Linked DNA regions of Mus musculus: region 1 is linked to region 2. Evidence: chromatin loops called from intact Hi-C (ENCODE). Cell type or tissue: gastrocnemius. All regions are shown on one strand. Each heading gives the region's core, and the rest is flanking DNA. Links, peaks and the distances in the headings are about the cores only.

Region 1 (17,216 bases), core at 4,783-12,782, 170 kb before region 2:
TTTTTTAAAATGTAAGCAACCATAAATGGCTCTCCAGCGTCGGGTCTCTCTGTAGTGGAGACACCACCTTACTTTCTGTTGATTACTTCTGTGTGTCTTCACAATTAAGCAAATACTTCTGTCTTAGAGCTTTCCTGCTGTGAACTGCCACCATGACAAAGGCAACTCTTATAAAGACAATATTTAATTAGGGCTGACTTACAGGCTCAGAGGAGTTTAGTCCATTATGGTCAAAGCAGGAGGATAGCAGCATCCAGGCAGGCATGGTGCAGGAGGAGCTGAGAGTTCTACATCTTCATCTGAAGGCTGTTAGGAGAATACTGGCTTCCAGGCAGCTAGGATGAGGGTCTTAAAGCCAGCACCCACAGTGACACACCTACTCCAGCAGGGTCACACCTACTCCAACTGGGCCACATCTACTCCAACAGAGCCACACCTATTCCAACAAGGCCACACCTACTCCAACAAGGCCACACCTCCTAACAGTGCCACTCTCTAGGCCGAGCATATACAAACCATCACATCCTCCATTTCCTCATTTCATTTTTCTTATTGTTTTTACTTCATTGTCACAAATCGGGCATACGTTATCTATAGTTTTTTCAAATTTTGATATTTTCCTAAAATTAAAAAAAATCTTAAAGAATAAAATAAACCAAAAATTAATTAGGTTTTGCTTTTGTTTTAGCTGTAGTAAAAGCCAGTTCACACCACAAAGATGAATTTCATTTTCCTGCAGGAACACAAGTCACTCTTTAGTCAAACATTTTTTCCCCTGTCATATGTTGATTTACTTGAAATTGTTCTCTTTAAAGTGGCTGTAAGATCAAAACTACCATGTGATTCTATAAAATTCTCCGCTCTGCTTGGCCCTATCCAGAAAGGACTGCCTGTAATCTTGATCATTCTGAGGAATATCATTGCTATGACACAACAGGACTCCTGCATCATCCACATCTCTTGTGAATAATAAGCTGGTTTCTGCATTGGAACGAGTCAAGAAAATGGATATTATCATCTTAGTACTTGCAGGACAGTTGTACAGTCTTCTCGCTCAAAGGAAGGTTTCAGTGCACCAGGTACAGCACCTACTCTTGCTGTGTTGTGCCCATCTCCAATATCAGCATGTCTACCCATCAAAAACCAGGAAAGCAGGAATCCTGTTTGGAGTCCTTGGACACAGCACTCAAGATATTTGACCCATTCCTGAACACTGCTGTGTGGGCCACGAACCCTGAATCCACAAGACAAGATGTCCATATGAGTCATGACCTGCTTGGATACTAGATATGTGTCACTGGAAGAATTAGGTACAGACACATATTCCAGACTTCTGTTCCCATATTCTGCATTCAGCCATACATTTTTTTTTAAATTATGTATCTCTTTAACAGTGGGTTTCTGTGCTTACATTCTGAATATTTAATATTTAGCTTCCATTCTCTCTTTAACAAATGCTGTCTTCCTAGGCCTTTGTGACATGCCGTGTTGACTAAAAGCTGGGTTGAAGGTCACGTGCCTCTTGTCCAGGTCTAAGGTCAGGACCTTTGATCTTCTCAGGATTCAGCTTGCCTTGAAGTTGCTGAAAGTCGGAGAGTTGAACACCAGCTGTCCTGCACTCTCACCTCTGGCACCATCCTGATGTCTGTTGCAATAGGCCTCATGGAAGGTGCTTGGGTCCTCAATTCTGTATAAATACCCTTAGAAATCAGAGTAGCCAGGAAGTTCAAACTAGCCCCTCTGTTCTTATCCCTCAAGTTCTGGTCTTCATATGGTTGGCAAGCAAGGCTTAGCAAAGTGAGGACATTCGGCCATTAGCCCCCGGCAAGTGTCTATAGAAGGATGGCGTAATGATACAGGGATGCGATCGTCTTCCCCACCTCTGTTCTTTGTGAATTTCCCACCATGCACTGCAATCCCACTCATTTTCCTGTCTCTTTATATCTTCCCCCTGCCCTTGTCACTTCCCCTCCAAAAGAAAATAAAAGTGAAAAATATAAACAAATAACAGAACCACATCTCACTGTGGAAGCTGCAATGTGTCACAGTGTGTCACACAGTACATATACCCTTTTGCACAAATAGATTTACCTGCAAATACTCATTGCATGAATCACTGGTCTGGTTCAAGACCTCTGTTCTGCTGCAGTGTTAATACTGAATCCTCATCAGAGTCCTTTTGAATATCATGCTGTAGCCCTGTGTCATGGAGATTCTGGCACTTTGGATCTGCAGGATTGACCCCTTCATGGCTTTCAACAGTTCTTAGATGGGGGTAGATATGGGGATGGGCTAACTCAGAGCCCTGGATCTGGGCCTGGGTGGAAGCTACCAGGTCAGTCTACCAGGTCTCTTGTGCACAGCCCATCAGGTACAGTTCTTCTTTGCCCAGGTAGGGTGCAGATGCTATAGCTGATGAGGGGTAGAGCCGGCTCTCCTGCTCTCAAGCCCATAGGGCCAGCTCTACTGGGCTGCCCAGGTGAGTGGCACAGTTAGCTCAGCCACATTGCTCAGACTTAACATGGCCTCAGAAAGCAGCCCAGCCCAGCCCAGCAATGTCTGCATGGCCTTGGGTGGTAACATGGGTCTTGGACATCACCACAGATCCTGGCTGCAACAGAACTACTGACTGAGACTTCCCCCCTCCCCCAAACCCCAGGCCTGGCATCATGGGTCCAGATGTCACCATAGCCTCAGGTGACAACACAGGCCATTCAGATCAGTATGTCCCCTGGTGGCAGGCAGTACAGCCCTCAGCCATCCACATGGTCTCAGGCACCAGTCCAGACCACAGACATCCAGACAGCCTTCAGTAGCACAGATATCAGCAGGGACTCCTGCTGTGGTAGGGTCACAGACTCAGATACGGCCCTTGGATGCCCTCAGGCCTGGACATCACCCTGGCTCCAGGTGGTTGTGCAGGCTCCTCATATCCACCTGCTCCTCACCACTATCACATCTTCAGTTCTTCCTCGCACTACAGTATATGAGCTGTTCATCTTCTCCTCTCCTGTCTCTCCACAGTGTAGTCTTCCACATCTCTCTATCATATATTTGCTTAGCAAGGTAGCTCCTATAGCAGGGTCAGCGCTTGGTGTCCCTCTCTTCTGGCTTCCCTGGAGCCTCTCTTCTTTTCTATCAGATTTTCTTTTCTACCTTCTTCATGGGTAGTGAGTAGGGTTTGCTCCTGTGTCCTCTACGTAAAGGTACTCATGCTTTATTTCCTTGGGTAGTCTTCATGTGACACAAGAGCTAGAAGAATTTAGAAAATTCTTCCTTTTTCAATGTGCCAGCTTTTCAGACCATTCCCCCACCCCTCATCCCAATAGACTGTAGTTGCAAGGAGCAGTGGGAGTCTCTCATCTGTGTAGCTACTCAAATCAAACTCAAAGGAAGGGCCCATTAGCACAGAGCACAGGCAGGCTTCACTCCCAATGCTCCTGAGTTCGTGTGCTGGGTGGAGACCTGACTAATCCCATCTCTCACAGGATCCAGGGATGCTAATGCCTCTGGAGGACCACGGGAGGAGGACAGTCCACAGCATTCTTAAACATACTCAACTGCCATCTCATCCTCACTAGATGGAGCCCTTAGGCTGATCAGAGAACGTGTCAATGTATGGGGAAATGTAATAGTAAATTTACTCTTCCAAGGCGCTCCTTCTCATACAACCCTCTGCAAAGCACTTGGTCTTCTCAGTATCCTACAGGACCCTGTCCCAAGGCTCTTGCAGTACCAAATTCTGAGGCTGTACAAGTCCCTCCTGTAAAACGAAGCAGCATTTGCATATCGCCCTGCATGATGTAGATCGCCCTTCCGTGACTTATCTCTCACAGCATCCGCTCTTCGTCAACAGCTGTCATGCTGTATTGCTGAGGGAAGACTGACAAGAGAGATGTCTGAACATGTTTTGGACAGATGCGACCTCTCTTCATGAGAGTTTTCCATTTGTGGTTGCACACTCATGGACAGGAAGCATGAACCATACCAGCCACAGTTAAGCACTGTTAACTCTGAAAAGAAGTCAACACTACTTCTTTGCATCTGGGCTCTGTTCAACTATGACACTTTCTTTGCTTAGTTGATATCTTGGTGACATATGCTTTCACCACAGAGGTACACGCACACACACACACACACACACACACACACACACACACACACACACACACATATATATATATGTATACACATATATATATATGTATATATATGTATACACATACATATATGTATATATATATATGTATACACATACATATATGTGTGTGGGTGCGTGCCCCTTTTCTAGGTTGTGTTTTAAACCCTACTGAATAGAAACTTTGCAAAAACACATCTTCCTGCTTTGGAAGCCTTTTTCCACCTCTCCAATAGCAGTGAAGTGACATTGTCACTGATGACTTAATTATGATCCCCTGTGGGTAAATGTTAAAGAAAATGATTAGAAGACAGAAAGCATTTCTTTGGATTCAAATGTAGAACCACAGTGTAGATCTATCCCTTTAAAAAAACAGAAGCAGGCCCCATACTGTCTTTCTCTGGAAGATCTTTCTGTGCAGGCAAGAACTTTCAGAATCTACTTAGCTTTATTGTTTCTCAAAATAAGGCACAATTGCAGGTCTACAGACTGTGAGTCATGCAAAGGCAGAAGTAGGACTAAATTTGTTTCCCAAACCTCATCAAGTTTAGTGTTTTTTTTTCAGCTTCTTGATTAAAGTGGGGGCTTCTTGCCCTCATTTAGTTAGAAGATGCAGACACAGACCACCAAACCCTCCCAACATTAAATGTCCATGCTGCTATATAAATAATGGCCCAGCCAAGAACTGAGATGATGACTCAGTGTCCGTTTTGCCTTCTACCACCCTGCTTCCTCTCCACCCTTGTCCTGGGGAGACAGCGCTGTGCTAACGCAGCTCAGCCTGGAAGTGGGGCTCTCCGCGGTGGCATGTCCTCCTACTGAAGAGGCAGGGAGCTAATTAACATGGCCTCCTCCACAGCATCTGCAGCAGTCTTCCCCTGTATGTCTGTTAGGGCACACCCTAACCCGGAGTGAAGGTGTTCACTAAGTACTGAGCCCCGAAGAAACGAAGAAACGTAAAATGGGAGGGACAGAATGGAGAGGGGCTAGTCCCAATGGCTGGTTTCTAAACCATGGTCAAGGTAAGTGTTCATCCAAATAGCAGGCACTCCCCTCCCTCCCTCCCTCCCTCCCTCCCTCCCTCCCTCCCTCCCTCCCTCCCTCTTTCCTCCCTCCCTCTTTCCTCCCTCCCTCTTTCCCTTCTCCTTTCCTCCCTCCTTTCTCATTTCCTTCCTCCCTTCTTCCTTTCTCCCTCCCTCCCTCCCTCCCTCCCTCCCTCCCTCCCTCCCTCCCTCTTTCCTTCCTCCCTCCCTTCCTCTTTCCTTCTCTCCCTCTTTCCCTTCTCCTTTCCTCCCTCCTTCCTCATTTCCTTCCTCCCTTCTTCCTCTGCCCCTCATCCCTCCATCCCTCCTTCCTCTCGCCCTTTCTCACAGGGTCTCACTCTGTAGTCCAGGCTAATCTTGAACACTTCCTGCTTCAAATGCCTCTGCTTCCCAAGTGCTGAGATTAGAAGCATAGACCACCACACCAGACTTCATTTTCTTTCTTCTTTCTTTCCTCTTCTTCTTCTTCTTCTTCTTCTTCTTCTTCTTCTTCTTCTTCTTCTTCTTCTTCTTCTTCTTCTTCTTCTTCTTCTTCTTCTTCTTCTTCTTTTTAACAGGATTTCTCTGTATAGCCCTGGCTGTCCTGGAACTCACTTTGTAGACCAGGCTGGCCTCGAACTCAGAAATCTGCCTGCCTCTGCCTCCCAAGTGCTGGGATAAAAGGCGTGTGCCACCACGCCCGGCTTCATTTTCTTTTAATTAAAATTATTTTCTCCAAGTAAGATTTTATACTGCATAATATGTGACAGATATTTTAAAAATTAAAAAAAATATGACTATACACCATGTCTTCCTTTTCAATTACCCATAGCAAATGAAAATCTGCTTCCCGTCTCATATGAAAAGATCTTTATCCTTAGTTTGACCATGATGATTTATTATCCTCTCTAGATTTTGGAGATTTTGTTTCACGACTCTCAAATGCCTTTCAGTCTTGAAACTTATCAATATTACCTTGTGCGCAGTCAAAAATACCTTTTTATTTGCCACAAACTAAAATCCTTAATTTGGGATGACTGTGAGAATCTTACATAAGAAAGCCAAACATCTAACGCCTACTAATTGTCAGTTCCGAATTTGCAGTGTTTAACTTTGAAATGGGAGGTATGGGTTTATAAGTTCTGTCTTAATTTTTGTGGAAAACTTTTGTTAATTTTGAACTATGTCCCAAATGCTCACCAGAGTGAGGTAAGAAAGCAGTGTGAGGGAAGACAGCGGCTTCTCTGCCTCGGGGTCCCACTTGCTCCCCAGCAGGTGCCTAGCAGGCTAAGGCATCTCCTCTTCCCAGCTTCCACTCTAGAGAGAAATGGTACACGTGCCCTTCTAAATCGAGAAGACCTTTCACGTCCACTTGAAATGTTAAAAATTAGGTACTTTCTTTTATCCCACAAGAGATTATTAAATAAAAGTATGAAATTCAGGGTCCCTTGTTTCTAAAAGAAATTGTAAACTTACTGAATTAAAGTCAGTGTCAAAGATTCAAGAATTTTTTTTAGCACTACAAAAAAAGAGTAGTGGGGGAAAAGATATCTGGAGATAATAATAAAGTCAGGAAACAGAACAGAGGGCCTTCGTGTCTGTCCAGAGGGACCACCATCTTTTAATATAGTCTCTTAAAAATACATGCATTGCCACACTTTTCATTAGCCTTAATTTTTTCATCAATCATGTTAATTTATACAGAGGGCACTTAATAATAGCTAATTAACACTTATGACTTTTGAAATTAAAAGACCTTTGGAGAGATTACTGCTGATTGGAGAAAGGATTTTTTTTTTTCTGTTCCTCTCATTTTTAGAAAAGAGAAAGATAGAGCAAGAAGGTGTGGGGCCTGGGTGTGTTGTGGAGAAAGCATCTTCCTGCCTCACAGATGGCTCAGCACATGTAAATGTGGGATGTGTGCTTCAATGCCACCGTAGGAAGAAAGTGGTCCAAGTACACAGCAACTGCCATAAATGAGGTACCAAATACAAACTGGAGGTAATCTCTAAATAGACCGAGACCTAAAGGACATTTATACAGGACTAAGTCTAAACCAGGCTACCAGCAAACAGCAACAAAAATACATTTTCACTCTTTTTGAGTAAAACTAATTCCATTAAAAAAAATCACAATTTACAAAACTGAAATTTATTTTAGTGTGATATGCTGTATATAATTACTTTACCTGTAGCACAGATTTCTGAGTTTGCTCTCTGTGCCAAATTTACCAGTTATGCTTACCCATATAATTTCTTTATACGTTTCTGCTTCAGAACCTGTGTTACTAAGTAGACTTAAGACATAATTAGATTGATGGGATCTCATTATGTAGTTCAAGCTGGCCTTGAACCAGAGATGCTCATGCCTCTGCCTTCCCATTGCTGGAATACAGGAATGAAAGATCACATCTGCCCCACCTCCCCAAGTTATAAATTGTATCTTTTTAATGTCCATAAAATGCTTCCGGCTGAGTGTTTGCTTTGTGTCATTAGCATGTCTGTTATGTGTGGATATGCGAGTGCACCCATACATATAACATTATATATAAATATTATATATATAATAGTACATACATAGTACATGTATGCTCATTTAAATTTATAGATTTAAATGATCGTCCAAAATATTTTTGCCTACCAGTAGATGTCTCCCTTCCCTGACAGAAGGGCTCAATCTGTAGGCCAGTCTGAGGTTTTCACCAAATCTGGCTTTTTGTGTTGCTTTGGTTTTGTACAAATGGAGAAATCACGATTTAAAAAAAAAAAAAAAAAAAAAAAAAGGAACTGTTCACAGTGAAGCACCCCTTGTCCTTGTCAGTCTTTAAAATGCCCCCTGGGCCTGGTGCTGCACTCTTAAATGAAAACCATCACCTGGTCCCACTTAAGAGGACGCCATGGCAAATTCTCATCTCTTCCATATCTTTCAAGTATTTTAATGTCATCTAATGGTCTATATGGGACCCAAGGTGTGTCAGTGATTATCTGGGGTAAAACCGTGTAAGCTGTGGGTTGTGAGCCCGACATGGATAGCACAACTGACTATGGGAGTTGAAAAATGGAAACAGTAAAAGGTATCTGCATGCACACCAACCCCAAATGGACTTTATTATCAAACACACAACGGCCCTGAGATGTTTCTGGCACTGCTTGCCGAGTTGCATTGTGGGACTTTACTACCGTGGTACTCCTGAAAACACAGCATACAAACTTCGCATATGTAGACCACTGTGCTCGGTGACACCAAGAGATGCTCCCTGAGACTCAAAGGCTGATGGTCGCCGTTGTTGCCTGGGGGACTGCAGTGGTTTTGGCATACATACATATGTTCTCAACCTACAGAAACCTAATGGTTCCATTACAGAAAACAGAATGTGGACTTAGCGCCTTATACTAAAGTAGCTCATTAGCACCCCCACCTCAGTGTGCAAATGTGTAAATTTACTTCCACCTTTAGTTAATAGCAAAGTGGTAAGCATATGAAAGAACTGTTTTAAAATCAATTCCTTTATGATTTATTAACTGTAAACCTTCAATTATGTATCTATTTTGCATACCTGTGTACCTTGAGGAAATATACAAATTTCTTGAGAAAGAAAGAGGTCATGAGTGAAAAAGTTTAAGAAGTTCTGGTTTAGGGAACTATGGAACCAGAAGATCTAAAGAGAGATTAGGGGATACATTTCTGAATATAAACAAAGACGAAAATTGTACACATTTAGATATTTAGAAAATTGTCGATTTAGAAATCATTCAGATTACTAACGAAGATTGAGGATTCTTTCAGAGATACTTAAAATATTACTTTTCGTAGTGAGTGCTGTGCCAGGACCAGACACCAAGCCCGCTAGGTTGGCACCATGTATTGTATGAGGCAGCAGATATCAATGGCACCTTTTAGAGGATGTTACAGCATGTACCAATCTCTTGTCTTTTCTCTGGTACTGGAACTATTAGTTCCAGGTTAACCATTTTAATTGCTCATGACATATGGCATCTTTTGTGTTGTGTAGATTGGGATTTTGCCTACTATACAATAATGTTCTTCTACTATTTAAGCAGCCAGTGTCAATACTACTCACTAAATTAGTAGTCTTTGAAAATGTCATTATAGAAAAATACCTGTACTGGCTGGTTTTGTGTGTCAACTTGACACAGGCTGGAGTTATCACAGAGAAAAGAGCTTCAGTTGGGGAAGTGCCTCCACGAGATCCAGGTGTAAGGCATTTTCTCAATTAGTATCAAGCGGGGAGGTCCCCTTGTGGGTGGTGTCAACTCTGGGCTGGTAGTCTTGGGTTCTATAAGAGAGCAGGCTAAGCAAGCAAGGGGAAGGAAGCAAGCCAGTAAAGAACATCCCTCCATGGCCTCTGCATCAACTTCTGCTTCTTGACCTGCTTGAGTTCCAGTCCTGACTTTTTTCAGTGATGAACAGCAATGTGGAAATGTAAGCTGAATAAACCTTTTCCTCCCCAACTTGCTTCTTGGTCATGATGTTTGTGCAGGAATAGAAACCCAGACTAAGACAAATTGGTACCAGGAGTGGGGTATTCCTGTGACAACCTGACCATGTTTTGGGGAGGACTGTGGAAGAACTTTGGAGCTTTGGGCCAGAAGATCCATTCAGTGTTAAGAGCTCTGTGAGATGTTGTGTAGGAGCTTGGAAGATAATGTTGAGAACAGTGCAGAAAATGGAGGACTGTATTGTGAAATTTCAGAGGGAAAATTAAAGACTCTTTTCAGGGCCATTGCTATTTTGGATTGTGAAGATTCTGTGGTTCTGGTTAGCTGGGGCTGAAGAATCAGCTGTGATTAACAAGATACCAGAACTACTAAAGTGAAAACTTTTCCTTACTGGGACTATTGATGCTAGTTAGCTGGAGCTAAGAAATTAGCGGTGATTAAGAAGAGACCAGCATCATTGAGGTGACATCTTCTGGGAAGTGTTTTCTGAGAGCACAGAGGCTGTGTTCTAGAGATAGCCAAGGTTGTACCTTGTGCTGTGGCTGGACTTGGTAATGTGTAAGAGTTACCTAGGTGGTACTGGTTTTGAAGGCGTAAAGGGGTCATGCAGAGCAGCTGAGGTCACAGAAGCACTGTGAGAGGCCATGGAAGGCCATTGGTGAAGGTTGCAATTGATGGCCCAGAACTGAAGGGGTCATGCAAAGGAGATGAGGCTTGGCACCATGAAGAGAGCCTATGAGAGGGTAGTGTTGAAGCCTAGTTATAGTGGAAGACAGCAGCAATGGAGTACAGGCATCTGGAGCCTAGAGGGCAATGTGTGTGCTACAAAGGGCATGGCTGGAGAAGTGACCCAAGCCCTTGGAGGAGACCAGAAGATTGTGAGTTGGATCCCAGACATTGGATGGTTGGAGATTGATTTTTTTGCTTTTTATTGTGACTGTGCCCTGATATTTTTTCCTCTTGAAGGAAGAAGGTATTTTATTGGAGTCCCCAGTTAAGAGACTTTGAAAGATTTTAAAAGATATTGGATATTTTAAAGTGATTGGACTTTTAATATGTAAAGACTGTGGGACTTTTAAAGTTATTTAGATCTTGGGGATGAATAAGAACTTAAGGGTTGAGGCTTACTAGTGATGTGTTTGTGTGTCAAGTTGACAAGGGGTCAATTGAATAGAAACCCTGACTAAGACAATACCTAAGCTTTAAAAATGATTTATGGGATGCATGACTCTGGTTGATGGAAAATATCTTAGTTAAGGTTTCTATCACTGTAATAAAACACCACGACCAAAAGCAACTTGAGGAGAAAACGGTTTGTTCTATTTTACCACTCTCGGGGCACAGTCCATTGAGAGAAGCCAAGGCAAAGGACTCTGGGTAAGAACCCAGAGGCAGGAACTGACACAGAGGGCCTGGAGAAACTCTGTACTGACTTAATCCTCATGGCTTACTCAGCCTTCTTCTTATACTACCCAGGACCTCCCTCCGAGGTGGCAATGCCTGCAGTGAGCTGGGCCCACTAACATCAATTGCTAAGGAAGAAAATGCCCCACCCCATAGCTTGCCCACAGGCAAATCATATGGAGGTGTTTACTCAGCTGAGAATTCCTCTTCCAAATGACTCTTTCTTGTGTCAAGCTGACATAAAACTATCCATCACAGAGCATCTCGACAGCTTCTGTCTTAGCTAGGGTTTCGTTGCCATGAAGAGACACTATGACCAAGGCCACTCTTACAAGGGACAACATTTATTTGGGGCTGGCTTACAGTATCAGAGGTTCAGTCCATTATCATCATGGCAGGAAGCATGGCAACATTCAGGTAGACACGGTGCTGGAGGAGCTGAGAGTTCTCCATCTTGGTCCTCAGGCAGTAGAAAGGGACTTTCTTCCTTAGGCAGCCAGGAGAAGCCTCTTTTCCTCACGCAGCCAGGGGTACCATTTCCTGCAGGCATCCAGGAGGAGATAATCTTCCACATGGGCAGAGGTGAGCGTAGGAGTTCTCAAGGCCCAGCTACAAACACACTGACACACTGACACACTTCCTCTGACAAAGCTGCACCTCCTCCAATAAGGCCACACCTCCTAATAGTGCTACTTCTTATGGCCAAGAACTGAAACACATGAATCTATGGAGGCCAAACCTGTTCAAATCACCACAGCATGGTAACAGGATCCTGGTAAGGGCTCATTGGTGGAGAAATATAAAGAGAAACATCCATGTGAGAAGAGAAGAAACAGGTGAGACTACCTCAGTCTGTAACAAGCGGCTCAATGAGGACTCCATCATTCCTGTGAATATCGCCAACTAGTTAAGACAGGTTAGTACATTCATGATTTAATTATCTCTCACCACTATATCTCTCCATTTCAGCATTACCATACTGCAGTCCACCTTTGGGCACATGATCTTTGTGGGACAAATAATATCCAAACTATAGCTGGCAGTTGCTTCTCTCCTCTAAACATTGGTGAGTATCTTAGTTACCATTCTGTTGGTGTGCAAAGGCACCATGCCTAAGGAAAGGCCTATAAAATAAAGCATTTGATTGGGGGCTTGCTTACAGTTTAAGAGGTTTAATCCATGATTATCATGGTGGGAAGTGTGGTGGCAGGATAGCAGGGATGGTGCATGGGCAGTAACTGAGACCTTACATCTTGTTTCACGGATAGCAGTCATGCAGGCAGGGAGGGAGGGAGGGAGAGGGAAACAGAGTGGGGAGGAAGAAGGAGACAGAGAGGGAGAGGGAGAGGTTGAGGGAGAGGTTGAGGGAGAGGGAGACGGAGATCATGAATCTAATTTCTTTCCTTCCTTTTGTTTCTTCTTTGAGCATGACTACTAACAAACTGCAAACAACCCCCCCCTGAACGACCACCAACCATCAACCCCTCTACTCGGTGCCCTAAAATTTTTATAACATCTATATACCCTCATCAAAATTCCCAAAATTCCCAAAATTCCAAATATCACACAATCACAGAAACTATCTGCAGCTGGCAAAACCACGCCTCTGCTAGAGCATGAGGCAAATCATAGTCAGCTGCTGTAGACAGTCCAAAGGAGCCCCACATCCCCATACTTGGGACTAAAATCAAAGCACTCTCTTAAAATATTTCGGTGAAGCCGGGCGTGGTGGCGCATGCCTTTAATCCCAGCACTCGGGAGGCAGAGGCAGGTGGATTTCTGAGTTTGAGGCCAGCCTGGTCTACAAAGTGAGCTCCAGGACAGCCAGGGCTATACAGAGAAACCCTGTCTCAAAAAAACAAAAAAAAAATATTTCTGTGAATTTTTAAGAAACCAAAATTCCAGAATGTCACTACACATGACTTTGTATATGAGTATGAAATTGTAAAAAAAAAAAAATGTAAAAAGCAATTTAAAAACTTGATGATGTTGATGAATTAGTGGTCATGGGTCTGTATTTTAGTAATCACAAATGGAAATCAGTGATGTCGATAACCTCTTCGGCTGTCTCTCTAGGCTGAAACATGCTTTCATTCCTTTGTCTTTAGTTAGGGCAGAGGGGATCGTCCCACTTGGGAAACTACTACCAAACTTAACAAGTTTACATTCTGATTTACTAAGAGGACAGAGACCTCCACTTGTGGAGTCTGATAACTTTCATTGATATTTAGAATTAGCAGACATGGTCAGAAGAGAAAGAGGCTTGTAGCAATGACTTTTCATTTTTTTATGAAGGGTCATCCAGCTTTGACTTTGGCAGTTTCTATTTTGCTCTGGTCAGTTTGGAGAAGCTAACCATTTAGGACCAGTGCGCGCGCACACACACTAGCTGTAGTGGGGACCTGTTTCTGGTGTACCTCCAAGACCCTCTCCCACCCAGGTAGTCTCTCCAGTTTGGAGCTACTCCTAGCAGTAAACAAAACTAACCTTTTGAAAAGCGAGCTTATTTGGTGGCAGAACAGATTCTTGGCCAAGACGGTTGCCATGGCAGCCAGCACGGCCTGGATTCATGTGCTGAAACATTTTGGTGGCTAAGGTACTCAAGTGTTGGTCTGCTTCATCATTCTACTCTCAACAGTGTGTCGTATCTTTCTTCCCAAAGATGACTTACAAGTAAGTTATCCATAGTCATCTTAACAGTTAATGCCATGTTGAAATGAACGGCACCTCCTCAACCCCACCTTGTTTTCTTCACAACCAATCTTGAAATTCTGTCTCTACTCATTTCCTGTGGTCTCTTATTGCCTGACCTCAGCCCTTGCTACCATGAAAGTTCATCTGTAACATCTTAGTCACTAAATCCAAAGCCTCCCCTTAATGGTTTTTTACATCTTTATTTTTTAGTTTTGAATGTCCCTATGCACACCCCTTCCCCCCCCCCCACTTGGATTCTGCCCCACGATCCTCTCCTTGGCCTTCCTCTTAGAATTTACTTCTTCCTGTCACTCCCCAAATGGAGCCTGTTAAGGAGCAGGCATCTCCCTCATTATTTTTGTCTTCAAACCTTCCCCATGGTCATGCTTCACGACTGTGTGATTGTCAGGTTCCCCCCAGAAGATGCACTGTCTACTGGCAACTCTGACTGACATAGTTCTTGTAAGCTTGGATCCCATGGCCAACTCTACTATCGAGGACCCTCAAAGTTGACACGTTCTTAGCCCTGCCTCTGGGTTTCTTTCTCCTCATCTTCTTTTCTCTTGGGCTCTCTAGCCTTGTCAGAGAGAATAGCCGCTCTAGAAGCTAGCTAGAAATAACTTTGCCTACCATATTGTTCTAGTTTATGCAGTTTTGATTTTGTATTTTCATCTCTCCATGGTCACGGGTGATCCAAAGACATTAAATAGGCAATTCCAGAAATAAACAATTATAAGATTTAAATTGTTATTCTTAGTAATATGATAAAAAAAATCTCACATTATCCTGCTAAGGGTCAATCAGGATACTATGTCCACACTGCCCCATGGCTGCATAGAGAAAGCTTTCATTAATGATTATTAGTAATAATTTCTTACTATGTCTAATCTATAAAGTGACCTATGTCATATGGAGGGATAGGAAAAATAGGTTAGATAAGGTTTAGCCTTATTTGTGCATACAGATCCATTGAGGATCTCCTCGTGGAGAACAGGGACAACCATACTTGGTTATCTTTCTACAACACAGCTTTCTCTTTGTATTGGATGCGGGAGGAAGGGCACTGAGAGACTGGCAGCCTTGAAAAGTTCAGTAGAGGCAAGTGTGCCCAGTGGAGGAACAGACACACGTCTACTTCTGGGCCCTGGGTCACAGGTGTCAAAGCCTAGGGAGTGACGCTGACCGGCAGGCATTGGCTTGGAACCCAGCAAGTGATGCATGCTGCCTCCTGCTGTCACCAGCTCTTGGTTGCTTTGTTGGTATAATGTCCTCTGTCCTGCCACTGCCTCTGGCTTGCTTTCTTGACTAGGGAGCCTCACACTCAGACATTACTTTGACTGGAGATTGTTTACATTCATCATACCAATATGAAGTAATAACAACAAATGAGCAAAATACAGGCCTATTTTAACCTCCCACCCAGACTGTCATCTCTACTTCTGCTTGCCAGAGGAAAGATACCAGTTTGAGATTTTGTTTTGACATAGTTGGTCCTGCTTGATTTTTGTTGCCCTGTCTCCCTCTTCCTCCCCCTCATGACTGTGCTATTATTTAAGTCTCTGGTGGTCTGACCACTACACACACTGTCTTCTGTGATCACCTGCCTTTCATTTGCACATGTTTGCACATAATGTCTCTGCCTGCTTCTCTTTCACATTTTTATCTTCAAGTGTCTGCCTCCTCGTGATCCTGTTTTCAACTCACATCCCAGGTTCTCTACCAGGTCAGTTCATGGATTATCTTCTCTTTTCATTGGGATGTGGTCTTCATGTATTTCTAATTCTCTCTCTCTCTCTCTCTCTCTCTCTCTCTCTCTCTCTCTCTCTCTCTCTCCTCTCAACTGTGTGTGTGTGTTTATGTGTATGGACCTCAATGCAATTCCTTGAGGCCAGAACCCTGCAGCTGGGGTTAATCCTGCAGCTGGGGTTAATCCTACAGCTGGGGTTACAGATGGTTCTGAGCTGGGAAATGAACTCCAGTCCTCTGGAAGAGCACTGTTGGTGCTCTTAATGGCTGAACCATTTCCTCCATCCCTAGATTTTGTAGTCTTCTGAAGCCTGAATTTTAAGATAACATGATGACACATTGTGCCTGAGAGAGATAAGAAAAGGCTGGGTCCAGCCTGATGAAAACAGTCTAGATGCTTGGGACTTCTCTCTGACTTTCCATATTGCTCTGTGTGAATGCTTTTGGTGTTTTGGTCATTTTCGTTTCTTCTTCCCTCATATGTCACCGGACATGGCTTTGATCTCTGCAGTGTTCTTCTCTATTCAATGGCTAGAGTTACCCTTTCCAGAGCCTGGCCCCCATCTCTGCTTCACCTCATTCTACAGTTACTCTGCAGTAACTTTCTCCTGTCAGCACTACAGACAGCATGGATAGTAATGGCATCCGGATTTACATCTTCTTCCCAGAGCCTTTGAAACTCAGACTTTTACACCTCACTGCTTGCCTGTCTTGAATATCAGGCAGCATCTCAAATTTAACAACCTCCACACTTCTCTACCCCTTCTAGATTTATTGTTACTGTAGTGGCCACATCTTGTTTTAATAGCACAGCCATTTCTCACGTCAGAAGCCAGCAAGTCACCCAATCTCAGTCAAGTTGTATGAGGTTTTTACAATGTCTTGAGTCCATATTTTCAACATCATCATCATCGCTATCACCATCATTCATTCAGAGGAGCAATATTTGATTTCACAGTGTTATGCAAAAAAAAAAAAAAAACCTCATCTTTATTATCAGAACTACACTGTTCAATTATAGAACTGAACCCTGTCAGAAGGCTTCTACCTGTCCGTGCAATTATCAGTGTGTATTCTCTTTATTATTGGCCTATCAACTGTATTTATCTCAGTCTCCCTTGGCAACAGACCAGAGACCATTTGTTGACTGACTGACTGAAGGGAGATCCTGCCCTAAGACCTTTGTGCAAGAGAAAACCAATAAAAATCTACCCATCACATGCAAAGAAAAGCTGTAATATCTGTGTAGGGTTAATTCTCACAACAATTTCTATTTAATAACATGTTCAGGGGGGCTTTGTACTTTCAGATCTCTACTCCATTCAGATTGGATGGAATTATTGACTCGTCAGAAAACAGTGCTGGAGTTGCTAGTTCGTCACATTTTTTAATCATCATAAATTGAAAATCACAGCTGGAGACCAGAACAATCTACAAACATGGGGCATCATATCACTCTGAGTTAGTTCTTGTCTAGATTTCACAGGGAACATCTGTTCCTATTGCAGGCCTGCTGATATCTTGATATTTGGGTCAGAAGGAGCTGCCCATCATGAGCCCCTGTTTCCCTGGTGGGTACAAGAAAGATGGGAAGCTGGACATATGCTCCTTTCCAGGAAAGGTAATTTGACAAAGATGCGTGGTCCATTTCCCTATGTATTATCTGACCTAGTCTTATGCTGCCAATATCATCACTTACACACACACACACACACACACACACACACACACACACACCACAGAAGCACACAC
Region 2 (15,120 bases), core at 2,924-10,923:
TACAGTTTTAGGGTACAGCCTCCAATGGTGAGAAGGGTGTGGTCCTGAGAGTCACACCAGTTAGGGCAACAAAGGTTCGAAGAAGTTGCTTGTGTAGTCAGCAAACGGGCAGATGAATATGTAGGTTCCAGTCATTTTATTCGTTTTAATTCCATTCTGGGTCCCAGCCATGGTTCATGAGAAGACAGTCTGAGGCAAGGTTCTCAACGCTGGTACTCACTAGAAGACTGCCTATTCTGCAGGAGGAGATAGGGTAGGATAAGCGGTGGGAAGAGGAGTGATGGGCAGTCACATGACAGGACCCTCACCATCAGCACTGCTTCTCATTTTACAACAAGCAAACAGGAAGCATTGTGATTGATTTAGGAAATTTATCTATCAGCCTAGCAGAGGGCTGTCTCCAGACTGTTTACTCTGAGGATTCATAGCCTTGCCCAAAGAAAGAGAGGTGTAGCCGCCATCATACACTCCCTTCTATCCCGGCTCGCATCCTTCCCTGTTACAGGAAGTTCCTTCTGAAGCACAGGAGTATCTTCCTTTACTTTTTGCATCGCATCACCAGGGGGATAGGCAGCTTAGAGCGCCCCGTCTCATACCCAAGTATGGAAATGACTTTCAGGCATGGTTGCTGGATTCTGGACTATTAGAAGGCAGGGCCTTTTGTAGTTGATCCCTGGTAGATGGGATGCGATATGAAGCTCAGGGGCTGAATGGAGGATGCCGCTAGCAAACACAGAAGTGGATGCTCACAGTCAGCTATTGGATGGGTCACACGGCCCCTAATGGAGGAGCTAGAGAAATTACCCAAGGAGCTATAGGGAACTGCAACCCTATAGGTGGAACAACAATATGAACTAACCAGTACCCCGGAGCTCTTGACTTTAGCTGCATATGTATCAAAAGATGGCCTAGTCGGCCATCACTGCAAAGAGAGGCCCATTGGACTTGCAAACTTTATATGCCCCAGTACAGGGGAACACCAGGGCCAAAAAGTGGGAGTGGGTGGGTGGGGGAGCAGGGGGGGGGTGGGGGACTTTTGGGATAGCATTGGAAATGTAAATGAAGAAAATACCTAATTTAAAAAAAAAGAAAGGTTGATAAATGGAATCAAATAAAAAATCCACACGATGTAAACCCCCCCCCCCCAAAAAAAAAAAAAAGAAAGAAAATGAAGACAGTGGGAAGAAAAAAAAAAAAAGTGGAGACAGGTGTCTTATCCAGAACTTTTCTGTCCACTTTTCTCTCCACACAAGTTCTTTAGATGCTATCGATGAGTCAGGCTCTAGCCTAGATGTTGGACAAGCAGCGATGCATGAAAAAATTAGAAATCATCGTCGTCGTCGTCATTGTCGTCGTCGTCTCAGTCTTTGTGGAGTTTGATAGCTAGTTTTGGTGTTGTCTTGACTAACGTGAGAAACCCCTAGAAACGATGTAAAACTGTCCTCTCCGCGTGTGCCTGTCAAAATGTTTCCAGAAGAGATTCGTCTGGGTGTCAGTTGAGATAAGCAGGGGCCGACCACTGTGTATCTAGGCAGCAATGTGCAGGAGCCAGGGAACCTGATGGAGCGTGAAGAAGGAGGAAGCTTACAGGTCACACATTGGACCCTTTGTGAGCAGGCGCACTACGCACTGTCCTTGTTACCTGTGTGCATCGGACTCCGGGTTCTTCAGACTCTCTCCTCAAGGTTTCAGGCAAATATTTAGTATTTTGTTTTCAGTTATAGTCTTATACATTAGTGATAAGTGATTAGCGACCCTTAAGATACAGTCTGCGGCTCAGTGATTGTATGTAACGGGTAGTGACCAGGTGAAGGCGAGCTGTTTGATTTTTGTTGCTGTGGTGGTCGTTGACCTTCCCCCCACCCCAAAATAGCTACTTTGAAATACAAAGTGAAGTGTAGTCATCTGCAGTCCACTCTGCTATTGGAAAGGGATGTCGTGCTTCTCGGGGTCCTTTTAGATTTCAAAGTAAGAAAAATTTTGAGTTTGAAGGGAAAGAAAAAAATAAGCATATCCTATGACATCCGTGAGGCTGGGCTGAAATATCAATCTTCAGTTTTATTAATCTTCTGATGTTTCCCTTCATTGCCATTATGTAAATGTTTATCAATTATCAGTGAGAGACTAATTTTTTTCCTTGCTTTTATTTTTATTTATTTTGCTTCGTAGTTACAATCATGCTGGCCTTTCTCCAGGTTCTCTGGCACCTAGATTTACAGATGAAACTAGTACTCCTCATTCTTTCTCTTACAGGCTTCCAATGTTTTAGATTTCCTCTCAGACTGTGAAAAGTTACATTTCACTATATTTCGAGAACCCCCTAAAGAAAATAAATTAGCTTGTTCAAATTTCCGTTTCATTTTCCATATAAAATTTTATTTCTTCCTTTGGTCCTGGAAATTCCATTATATCTCTTTGACTATTGCCTCTCCTTTATTCCTTTATTTTATTACTAAATCCATATTAGTGACTATTTTTATATTCTCTAAAAATCTATGTACACTAAAAATAGTGTACATATTTTAATCTTTCTGACCTAATTTTATGAACCACCTCCTATTACCTGATCTGTTATTTAACTAACACACTGAGTTATCTAGAAAAAAATCAAATCAATTGAGATAAAATATATAGGCAACAAAGCACGTATGTTATAAGTGTAGAGTTGATATATTTCAAGAAACGTATTCAACCACATGATTGTTCCTGGGTGAAGACGGGATGTTTCCACTGTTTCAGTAAGTTCTTTGGAATCATGGACAGAAAAATCTCCCCTTCCACCTCTTCTATACTACAGTTGATCTTATTTATATCACAATAAATTCACTTTAGTTGTAAGATTTTATACAAATGATGACCTTGCTTTTTTACTCTTTTTCACTTATCTGTTTTCAAGTCAACATAGTGTTTGGAGGTCCGTTCATATCATTATTTTTTATTACAAATGCCTTCTGTTTTAATGCTGTAAAATACTGAATTAATATTAATTAACAGAAGCACTGGGGATTGAACAGAAACCCCATGCTTGCCAGATAAGTGCCTTTCGATGGAGCTATAGCCCCCTTCTATGTAAAATATTTATTCTATTATCTTAATTATGTATATGTGTGTAAGTCTGTGTGTGGGTATGTGGACATGAGTTCCAGTGCTCACAGGAACTAGACGAGGGTGTCTGATTTCCTGGAGATGGAGTTTCAGGTGGCCATGAGTCATGTCACCTGGGTGCTAGGGTCTGGGTACAGGTTCTTTAAAAAAGAAAAAAAGTGCCAGTAAACCGCTAAGCCATTTCTCTGGCTCTACCTCTCTCCACCATTGTGTGTGTGTGTGTGTGTGTGTGTGTGTGTGTTTGAAACATGATCTTGCTCAGATGCCTAGGTGAGACCTGAAATCTGTGATCCTCCTGTCTCAGTTCTCTGAGGAGCTGGAGCGAGAGGCTGAGCCATTAAGCATTGCTTTCATTTTATGAATATACAATGAGAGCAGTAGAGGCCAGAATTTATTTTGCTCCAGATGTACCTCCTAAACAATGGTATATAGTAAACCAGGAATATAATTACATTCCTCATACCATGTTATACTTTTAGAATTATTAGATTGAAAATAACCATAGTGTCCAAAAAATGTAATCAACAAAATTCTGGAGAACATCTTGTCTGATATCAGAAATGTGGAAGAGTGGTAGAAGTGACTTAAATGTTCCTTATAAAAGAGTAGATGGACAGAGACAATTTCATCAAAAAAAAGATAACTTTTAGGAGAAAAAGTTCAAGAATATATATATATATACACACACACATATATGCATACAAATATACATCTATCTATCTATCTATCTATCTATCTATCTATCTATCTATCTATCTATCTATCTATCTATCTATCGAGATGGCCTCTTTGTGTAGCCCTGTCTGTCCTGGAACTAGCTCTGTAGACCAGATTGGCCTTGAACTTATAGAGATTCGCCTGCTTCTGCCTCCCAAGTGCTGGGATTAAAGGGCAACACCACCACCCAGCTACAATTTTTAACACAGCTGGGATTTTGTATTTCATTGCATTGTCTAAAGGTCTTGAAAGGGACAGAGATGGGACCTGTGAGAAACATTACTCTCAGGGGAAATCAGATATACACAGGAATAGTAGTGCTCCTAAAAGATGTGGCAGTAAATGAGTGTGTGCCTGTGTGTGTGTGTGTGTGTGTGTGTGTGTGTGTGTGTGTGTGTGTGTCTAAAGAACACCTTTTCTTCCCTATACATTTCTATAAAATATTTATAGTTTAAAAAAAGTAACAGGAGAGGGCACTCTTAAACTAGCAACCCCATGCATGAATTAAGTAGGAAGCAGGGGGTGAGGAGCAGGGGAAAAGCGTAATAAGCAAACAATTTCATGAGAAAACAATTTCAGTGGCTGAAGACTTTCCAGAAATAATCACAACTCCGAAAAGCATTTGGATTTCACGTTTGAACATTTAAGTTAAATGTGTGTGTGTGTGTGTGAGAGGTGGGGGATGGAGGGAGAGGGAGAGGGAGAGGGAGAGGGAGAGGGAGAGGGAGAGGGAGAGGGAGGAGAGGGAGAGGGAGGAGAGGGAGAGGGAGAGGGAGAGGGAGAGGGAGAGGGAGAGGGAGAGGGAGAGGGAGGAGAGGGAGAGGGAGAGGGAGAGGGAGAGGGAGAGGGAGAGGGAGAGGGAGAGGGAGAGAAGTTGAAATGCTAGCTATATTTTAGGAATTTGAAGAAGAAAATGAAGGCGCTATATTACAAGGTGCACAAAAAGAATAGATTCAAGTGTTTGTGGTTTAAAAGACTGCTTCTGTGATTACAGCAGAGGAAACCCAGATACACTCCAATGTGCTCTGAGGTGAGCGGCTTTTGTGTAGCAGCAGCCAGGACAGAAGCAGTGAGGGGTGACTGTAAATGCTCAAAGGATGTGACCAGAAACTGCTCTGTCCACAATCTGACACCTATCTGTACCTATAGGGAATCCATGGGAGAATAGGGGTTGTCTCTGCCTTAGGTGCCTTAATCACAGACACCATCACAATTTAGTTTCCTTATAAAAAGGAATCCATATCTTTAGGACTCTGGCATCTAGACAATTCTGTTTACTTTCCAATGAGGGCACTGAACGCCAAACAGAAGTGATCAACCAGTGAGCAACTCACTGAAGGGTGGAGAAAGAACTACTTTACGGCATTGTGTGGGAGGGGGAGTAAATGATGAAGGGAATAGATACAAAGAAAGGCTCTTACATTCCAAAATCGTCCCTAAGCCAAGGCAATGGCAGGCAACTACTAGGAGAATTTAGTACTTATGGTGTAAAGAACAGAATCATAGCCCTGTCAAAACACATCAAGTGCATCTAAGCGCTTGACTGGGTTAATTCAAGTTCCCACAGTAGTGGACTGACAGTCATTCATAATAGGTTACTTTTCAAGGAAAGGTTTAAAGGTAAACAAAACCAGGGATGGAGGAGAAGAAGTCAGTGTCAACAGAATTAGATACAGAAGTGAGACAGATGTTGACAAGATCAGATCCAAAGGGTGGCCAGGATGAAACTTGGACAGAGAGAAATAGTAAAGACTAGAAGGGGAGAACTAGAACCTCACAGATGTGCCCACAGGTGAGGCATGCCCTCAAATGGGTCAGCGGATAATTTAATACAGCCGAGGAAAATATCACAGATAGGAGTCAAGAGATGTTCCTTAAAATAGTCTGGACTAACACACAGATAGAAAAGGTGGACGGATCTATGAGCCAGGGAACATTGAGAGAATCTAAGATATAGCACATGCATGGTATTTGACGTCATCTCATAACTCATAGACATATATGTTTATTTAATGTATGTGTTATAAAAATTTCACAGCTGGCATCAGTTGTCACTTTGACATACCTGGGAAGGGGAGTTCTTAATTAAAGAGCTGCCTTAATCACATTGAACTGCAGATAAGACTGTGGGGCATGTTTTTGACTAATGATTGATGTGAGAGGCTCCAGTTCACTGCATGTGGTGCCTCCTCTGGGCAGATAGTCCCGAGCTGTATAAGAAAGGTGGCTGAGTGCGCCAGGGAGTGGGCTAGTGAGTAGCCCTTTCCCTGGGGTTTCTGTGCAAAGCTACTGTCTTAAGTTCCTGCCTTGGCTGCTCTTGACAGTGGGCTGTGAACTATAAGCTTAAATAGACCCTCTCCTCCCCAGGTTACTTTGGTCAGTGTTTTGCCACAGCAACAGAAAACAAACCAGAACAATTAATCAGACACACACACACACACACACACACACACACACACATGCATTTAAACCTATATATTATATATACATTGTTTTGTTGTTTGTTAATTAGCTTTGAACTTATTGTGTAGACCATAAAGATGGCACTCATCTCTTTGAGAATTATAGCCATAAACCTTTTACTGAAAACAATTTTTTCCTTTTCATCTTTGTGTGTGTGTGTGTGTGTGTGCATGTTTGTCTCATGCATGTTGTGCATGAGAGAGAGAGAGAGAGAGAGAGAGAGAGAGAGAGATGACTTTAACACTCAGGATCCCCACATGAGAGAAGAACATGTCATCTACCACTAAGCTACATCCTCAAACAACAGAGTAGCTTTTCTCTTTCTCCTTCTTTCTCCTTCTCCTCCTCCTCCTTTTCCAGACCCCTAAAGTTCAGTTTTTTTGTTTTTTGTTTTTTATAAAGTAATGATGGTTGGGAAGCATTTAAACATTTTTTGTCACCATGGATGTATGGTTCATAACTAAAGAAATGAAAATGTATCTTTTTTTTTTTCATTAAAAGTGCTAGTCTCCAGCATTTGACAGACAGAGGCAGGAGGATCATAGACCTGGAGCCAGCCTGGTCTCCACATTGAAACCCCACCTCACTATTTACTCAAAAATGTCAAGAAGTTATTATTTTCTTTTTTTGAGCATGAACACATCCAGCACATTTGTGATAGTCGTTTGGGAGGCCAGGGAGGGCAGGGCTCCACCCACATCAGTGGAGAAATTCTCCATCTGACACTTGCTCCAATCCATTCTCACACTATGAAGAATCTACCTTAGATCCTATAGATTAAAGGCATGGTCTTCCCTGATTGCCTGTCCCCAAGTCTGTGGTTCATGCTTCTAATAAAACTATGAACTGGAATTTCCATAGTATCCTTGGAATAGTTTATGTCCTTACAGCCATGGGCATATTAATATGCTGGTTTAGTTTACAGAATTGAGAAAAATTTCTAGGTTTGTTATTATGAAGGATGTTAGAAAAAGTTCAGACAAAGGCCAAATTCGACACAAGGATCCAGAGACACAGGGATGGGACACAGAGCTACAGACTTCCTGTGCCCCTATTAGAAGCTCCATCCTCTAGGAATCTCCTGTGTGTTTAGCGATCTGGAAACTCTGGCACACAGTTCACTTGGGCTATTCATGCAAGCTTCAATCATAGGCATTCTTGACTAAGTCATTGGCTCTTGGTGACCGTGTCTCCTCCCCAGTGCTTGTAACATGGGACAGAAAGTTCCAATCCGTAAATCCTGCCTTGGTCTTTCTGACGACTGCCCCCTAGCTTGTTGTTATTAAAGAACTGCCAAGCAACAGTGATCTCAGTAGCATAGGAAGACACCACCCTCATTGAGGGCTGAAATAATCAAGGCTCTCCCTTAGGCTCTGATGTACGGAGAAGGAGCACAGCTCCTTTTCCGAAGCCAAGCTTATGTGTGGTGAAGCTGGTTATGGCCTGGGGCCAGAGGCTTGGGGGATTAGCTTCCTGCCAACTTGATCCCATTGTGTGATAGTTTCTCTTGACTTTGTCCTATTTCTTCCCGGAGAAAAGAATGAAAGATGCCGTACTTCTTAAATATACTTGCTCGGCACACAACAAGGCTTGGTGTAAGACATCTCCGCCACAGCTTTCAGTGTTCTTCATCTCTTGGCCGTCCCGTGTAGAACCCTGTGACTGAAGAATGAACTGCTTGGTCCAGGCCACTTTATCACGGTGCGAAATACTAAGAAGTTCAGGAATGGTGTGCAGGAGACTGCCTGAAGATGGAGCAGAGGAAGCCTAGGCCATAATGACCATATGCATGCTTTCCCATCAGCCATTACAACCAGGAAAGCTTACATACAGAGATAGTAAAGTGGCCTCAAGCATCCTGTTTATATCAGAAAAGGAGAATAAGCACAGCAGATTTCTCCACAGGATTTTTGAGATAAAATTTCCATCTTAATTACACTCTCCCTCTACTTCCATCCTTTGAAAAATATTTAAAAGTTTTTCCCCTCCACTATTAAGGAACTTAACAAATGGGAAAATTTGCATAACAATTAGAATTCTTTTTTAGTATTATAAACTTCATTCAAGTTACACTCACGTAATTTCACAATCTCACTTCAGATGCTGGGCTTTTTCAGCCATGCTGTGTGGCTGAAGGTTCGGTTGGTGGGACCTGAAGCTCAGAGCGGGTCTTGGTGGATTGCAAAGGCAAGAAGATTGAGCAGCAGAAACTAGGGCATGCAGGAGTTAATAGAGAGGATTTTAGCCAGATTTTGTTACAGGGTCCCAAATACCCAAGAGAATAACTTAAAGGGGAGGGGAGATTGTTTATTTAAGCTCTGCTCTTCAGTCCGTCCTGGTGAGGATGGTGTGGCAGAGTAGAGTGGGAATAAAGTGGACCACACTATGGCAGACAGGAAGCATGGTGGCAAGGGGAGATGTCATGCATTGGCAATTCCAAATAGGTCCAACCCTAGTTCATAACTCTTTGAAAAGCTAACTAACAATTCAAACCAGGTACAGCATCTACTGGGTATTCATTCCTGTTTAATTCACAAACCAGGCGGTAAAATATTCTGGTATGATTTTCTCTACAATGACAACAAATTGAGCCAAACTAAGGAGGGTGGACTTAGAGAAGGGCACATTATTTATTTTTGTGATGAATTTCTATAAAGAAGAACTTGTGTATCCAGATGAGTGTCCTTCATTGTAATATGTTTGGTTGTCCTATAATATTACTGCCTTCATTCCCTATCAAAGCAACAGAATCCTGACTTCAAATGAGATTGTTAAGAGACAGCAGAGAAATAAAATGAGACAAAGTATAGTCTTTCTGTTAACTCTCAAGAAGCAAATAGAAGACAACTTCTTAAGGAAAAATAGAAAATCATATTCTAGATGATTTTGGATGAGTATTTTGGAGTATGTCCTGGGCCTTTTCAGGGAGAGAATGAAAGAGATGAACAAAGTTTAAAAACACAGCTGCATGGAGAGCCCCTCTTTTCTGCTTACAGAGAATGAGAAGGCTCGGGGTTCCCTGCACACAGTAGAAGTCTATGCTTCTGTTGACGGGGATTTCCTTTCTCTTAATAACACGTAGGGACTTGAGGGAATTTCCATAGCACTTTTTTTTTTATTTTGCAGTGGAAATATTTTGGTGTTTATCTAACTGAAAATATTGAGACACTAGAGTCTGAAATGAAGTGGAGAACCACACATGTCTTTGCTGAGTGTGATCTGAAGGTAGATAATGAGTTAAAACACTTTGGGAAAAGGACATGTCTCATGCTATGCGGGTGGGATCTGGGAGGAGTTATGGTGGGATAAGGTCAAAACAAATTGTATGCAAAGATGAAATTATCATATAAATAAAAATGTTATGTTAAAATTACTTTATATGAAAATCTTCCACTCTCTACTTGAGAGTGGAAGATGTAAGTCTAGGGCATGTCCCACATTCTTGAATATGTTCACTGAGCTGACTGACTCCATTCGTGGGCAAGACATGGGAGCACAATGGTGACATTCAGGAGGATATAACTTGGGTTACAAAGATGGAGATGTCAAAGACAGCTGCTAGAGGAGATAAAACCTTGGAAAACTCAAGTTTCCCCAAAGGGTTTCAGGGAATCTCATCCACAGATGGCCACTTTGACACCCTCAAACTCAGTTTTCTTTGCACAATTACAAGACCATTTCCCTGGATGCTTGTGCAGTTTTGATTCCTTTTCAGGGCTGTGTTGTTAAATCTCCTCTTGAAAAGTACATGGCCAATGTACACTTACAAACCGATTTTTGTAAGGAACAATTTAACGTTTCCTATATCAACCTGGGCTCTGAAATTCTGAAAAGCTAGTTTTCCATGATGGAAGGCATGAACTACTGGGCACTTAAACGTATTTAAAACAATCCTGTAATCTATAATAAACACCACTGAGAATTCTTATACATTAGGATTTGCATAGGTAATATTAAAATTTCAATTACAATATTCATTGCTGCAATGATTTAATATGAAATATACTCCCCAAACTTATTTTTTTAAAATTTAAAAAAGGCATGTTTCCTATCAAAATGGTTTAAAGGTCTTTTGTTGGTTATTTATTTTGTGGTATTAAATAATTGTTGGATATACTTGACAATTTATATCTAATGTATTTGGAGAACCAAGAATTTCTTGTTTTGATAAAATAGCACATTTTGAGAGAGAAAAAATGAAAATGATTTCAAATATATAGCATGGCAGTTTCCCTATGAGCCTTTTTATTAAAAAATAAATGTCTGAGGGGCCATCTGTGTGGCAGCTGAGGCTCCTCTCTCCTTGGTTTTCATCTATGTCAAAGGCATGATTCTTAGTGTAAGGACTACAGAAGGAGGAGGAGGATAAAAGCGATGGACGAAAAGAGTTTGTAGAAAAGGAGGATACTGGGTAGTTGGATGAGTAAGAACAAGGTATAAGGACTTCTACATCTGAAAGCACCATAACAAAACTTACCGCATGGATTCAGTATGCTAACCCTAAATATGAATGACAAGTCAAAATACTGCTGTACAGAAAGAATGAAAAAATACTGTATATTTTTATTTGATAAGTGGATACTCCTGCCTCCGTTTTCATCTGCCTATTCAATATATGCAGATATAGTCAAGTTAAAGTACCTGCGCGAATCTGCTTGGCTTAAACAGTGCTTCAGTTTACTCAACACTACAGAAGCCAAGAAAGACTGTCAGACAGCGAAGCACAATAGAACCTGGGATTCCTAGCTTGATATTCTTAGGTGGCAGCCCTGTTAGTCCTCATTTCATGATAAAGCAATTTGGTGATGTTATGTTTGAATGTGAAATCTCCCTCCCTCTCCTAAGTAGAATCACATGTTTGGACACTTGGTCCCTAGCTGGTAGCACTGTTGAGGAGGGCTGTGGAACCTTTAGGCAGTGAAGCCTTACCAGAAGAAACGAGTCCCTGGAGAAGACCTGGAGGTTCTATAGCCCCGCCCCTCTTGCGGTTCAATCTGCTTTCTGGCTGCTGTTGTAGCATGACCTGCTGGCTTCTGGACTGTGCACCTGTGCCTTCCTCTCTTGTGACACGGTTTCCCTGACATGATGCAGTGTTCCTCAAATGGTTGTCCAGTTTAAGCACTTCTCCCCTTTAGTTAGGCATTATGACATGGCAACAGGAATAGTAACTGATTCAGGTAGCAAAATACATTCATTTCTTCTTGCAGAATTTCTCATTGGTTTATGCAGCACGGCTCTCTGATTTAGACTGTATCTGGGATGGGGTACTGTATGTAGCATCTTCAGAGTGACTAGCCTTGGCTGCTTTTTACAGAGAGATTGCAGTTGGTGTATTGTTAAATCCTCCTTCGGGTTCCTGAAAGGAAAGCTGGGAATGGATGGGAAGAATGGCGAGAGAAATAACGAGCCAAGACAAAGTTCTCTGATCAAGGCTCAATCTGTAATTGTAGGGTCTTGAATTTAAAGGGGGGAGACCCATCCCCCACTTTGCCAGGCTCTCATTACTTTTGTCAGGATTTCATCAAGAAAGCAAGCCAGCTGCTCAGTGGGTAGCTTCATGCAGGAAGCTGCAGACGTGGCACACAATAATAGTCTTTACGTAGGTCGGAAGACTCCACCCTAGGTGGGCTAGCTGACTGTGGCAGAAACAGGTCTGATTCAGCCCACTCAAGGCTGGGGAGAAGGGCACAGGCATTTTTTCCTACAATGAAAACAAGCAGGAAGATAGATGAAAAACTTGTACTCAAAGACAGAAAGGCGAGACTTCTCTAATAAGGACGAGTTTCTTGAATACAGTTGTCTCTGTCTCTATTTGGATAGGTGATAATATTGTAGGTGAAATCTATGAAACAAGCTGTGTTAAAAATATTTTTTCTCCTTATTAAACAATAAAGAAACCACAAGGAAAAGAACATTATAATGAAAACAAAACCCACACAGGGCAGCAGGACCCAGAAAGTTCATGAAGTGGGGACCTTATTAAGTCTTGTCTCATGCTCTAGTTCCCCATGGTGCTGAGGATGGAAACTGTCTGCACACCATGCAAGAACTCTCTCCCGGAAGCTGCTTCCCAGTCTTCTGTCCAGGACGGACAGTGTCAGGGTAGAGTTGCAAGAGGAGATCCCGAGGGGCACAGCTTCTTTGGATGCGCAAAAATACCTAACCTTTGTGTGTTTGACAACATTTATTCCGAATACCACCTTCCCACTCTCTACTCTCGCAGGGGTTAGTGTCAACTGATGAATGATAATATCACAGCAGGTAGGCAACAAATGGAATCAAAGTTTCCACTGAGCCCAAAGTTGCCACTGGAGGAAACAATGTTAGGAAACCTCACTTCTGACAGCAAGAATTGATAGCAGAGAAATGGGATTTGGAGATGCCTCACAAAGTGCACCTCAGTACTCTGTGATAAGCCAGGACTAGAAGCCAGGTCCTCCTTCAGATCCTCAGACAGCCAGGTCTACTACCTCATCCATTGTCCCAACTTGGCCAACACAGGATCTTGCTGCACACTGGATGATCATTTTTTGTGGCCATTTTGTCAGGGTGATGTCAGGGTGATGCATGTGGGGTTGGATTGCTTGTCTAGGGCTTAGGAAGACTCAGCTGGGACACTGGGGGGTGGGGGGTGGGGGAGGGGTGGTGACAAACACAAATAAAGTTTTGTTTTTTTTTTTTAAATAACACTATGTAACTTTAAGTATTTTTCTTGCAAATTTCTGTCTAGACCTCCCTCTATTTCCCTCCAGGTATAGCTTGGCGTTCACTTCCAGTATTAAATTAGGTAATTAATCCAGATGAATTTGCATCCAAATAGAGTTTTCAGGATTGTGTCCAACTTGGCTTTTAGGTTTTACGACCTATGACTGGTTACATTCGGTGCTTATATCCTGTGAAATACTGTTGAAAATTATGCATTTCATTTTTGGGTTATATATGGTGTAAAACAAGTCTAGAGGGCACATGAAGTTATTACATTTAACACTTTTTTAATATAAAAGAGAGAAATAATTTTGGTTTATTTCAGCACTCAATATTGAAATTCTAGGTGATTCTAACATATTGAAAAGTTTAATTTCTTAACAATTATTTAATTGTTTTTGATAAAATTTATTAATTTTGTAATATGTGGTGGAGAAGTCATTTGTTCCTATGGGTTGTTTGGTAAAGTATGGCGAGTGATTATAATAGAAAAATGAGAATTGTCTACAGTTATCTCTTAATAAGGAAAAGAAAGAAAAATGAAAGCTGAAGCGTGGAAAAATAAGTGGCAGGCAGCATTCCTGCTACAGGAGCTGATTCTGCCGCAATGTCGGAGTACTTCCATGGAATGGCAATACAGAAGTCATTAGCTTCACTTCACACATCACCATGGAAACCAGCCTGCTGATCACTCTGACCTTTCTGACCAATGGATGCTACTCAGCACAAGCCAGCCATGTTTACTTAGAGTTCTTCCAGTGGAAAGCCAAAGTCACTGCCATGGGGATGCTCTGTGACCTAAACCCACCTAACTACTTTCTTTCTTTCTTTAAATCATTCACAGCCTGATTCATTTACTGTGCAGTTAAAATTGAGAATCTAACATAATCGTTCTCATTTTTAAAATTAGTTCTTGGAGAACTTTGCACAATGTAGTTTGACCATATCCACTTTACTTCCCCCATCTTCTCCCTGACCCATCTCCTTACCTACCCTTATTTTTGTGTCCTTTGTGTCCTTTTTTTGTTTTGTTTTGTTTTGTTTTTTAACTCAACTTCAATTTGTGCCATGCATACATTCATGGGTATGTGGATATCTAACAAACCATGGTTGACCTACCAGGGGCTATAGTCCAAAGCAAACCAGCTGTCCCTTTTCTAACAGCTATAGTTGCCAATAGTTCTTTAGCTGGGCGTGAAATTTCATGCTCACCTCCCATCTCCATGCTTGGATTTTGTTTAGCTTGAGTTTACATAGGGTTTGGATCTGTTTTCACAACCATTGTGAGCTCCTATGTACAACTGCCCTGTTGTACAGAAAACATTATTTCCTTATAGTGATCCATCAGTTCAGACTTTCAAAAATTAAAACCTTATGCAATTTTTAAATTCTCATAATTTGAGACAATATATCTGATGGGAAAAATCTTCAAAAAACCCCCAAAACCAAAAAACTTCACCAATCTGTCTTAATTTACTCTGATTGGCACCTGGCTAGGCAATGATTAAACTTTTTATACTATTCCCTTACACAGTTGCCAACCAGATTTTCATTTTATGTGATAAAATATTTATTCTGAATATTTTGGGTTATGCTATTTTTGGAGCAAATTATTCAGAAATCACCCTGTTGCATGTATATTTGGACAAATGAACACACAATTAGCACATGAAAGTTCCTTTGTCTTATTTCATTTTTATTTTATTTCATATTTTATTTATTTTAATTCATTACAACTTTTAATTGCTTTTAGAAATAACCTTGGTGGCCTCAATTACTTGAGATACACTTCAACTTTCAAATTAAACTGAATTTGTGTGTGTGTGTGTGTGTGTGTATGTGTGTGTGAGCAAAACACCTCTCTATAGGCTGGTTGAGCATATTGTAAGGAGAACTGCTCTTTTTTCATTCTTTAAATTACAGCTCATTCATTTAAAGGGATACTTGTCAAAAAGAAAGCTTTAAGTAGTGAGTTAAAAAAGCACTGTTAAATAATTGAATTGACTGTGATAAAATTGCCTTAGTTTAAATAGACTAGTCTGTTTAATGAATTGTGCTTTTATGGGGTGAGATAAATCTATGTGAACTCAAGTGGTTATCTCAGGAACACCAAGTGTGGCTAGCATGAGG

Evidence for each region. Peaks named below come from ENCODE experiments on the same cell type or tissue, not always from the same donor. Only the 100,000 strongest peaks of a DNase experiment are listed, where the experiment ranks them.
Region 1: a loop joins it to region 2, with 2.5 times the contacts of the local background. A loop is called at or near these places in 18 of 42 quality-filtered maps.

Annotation. Positions count from the first base shown.
Region 1 is chr13:38,848,113-38,865,328 of GRCm38, forward strand. It overlaps Gm46392 (a long non-coding RNA gene), which reads left to right and starts at 13,618. Exons shown (of 7, transcript XR_001780837.1): 1 at 13,618-13,697. In gastrocnemius, for the core only: a CTCF peak has its summit at 7,820; no DNase peak of the experiment used is centred there.
Region 2 is chr13:39,018,792-39,033,911 of GRCm38, forward strand. No RefSeq gene overlaps it. Among named protein-coding and RNA genes, the nearest start is that of 5033403F01Rik, 66 kb to the left of the region's middle. In gastrocnemius, for the core only: no CTCF peak of the experiment used is centred there; a DNase peak (open chromatin) is centred at 7,738.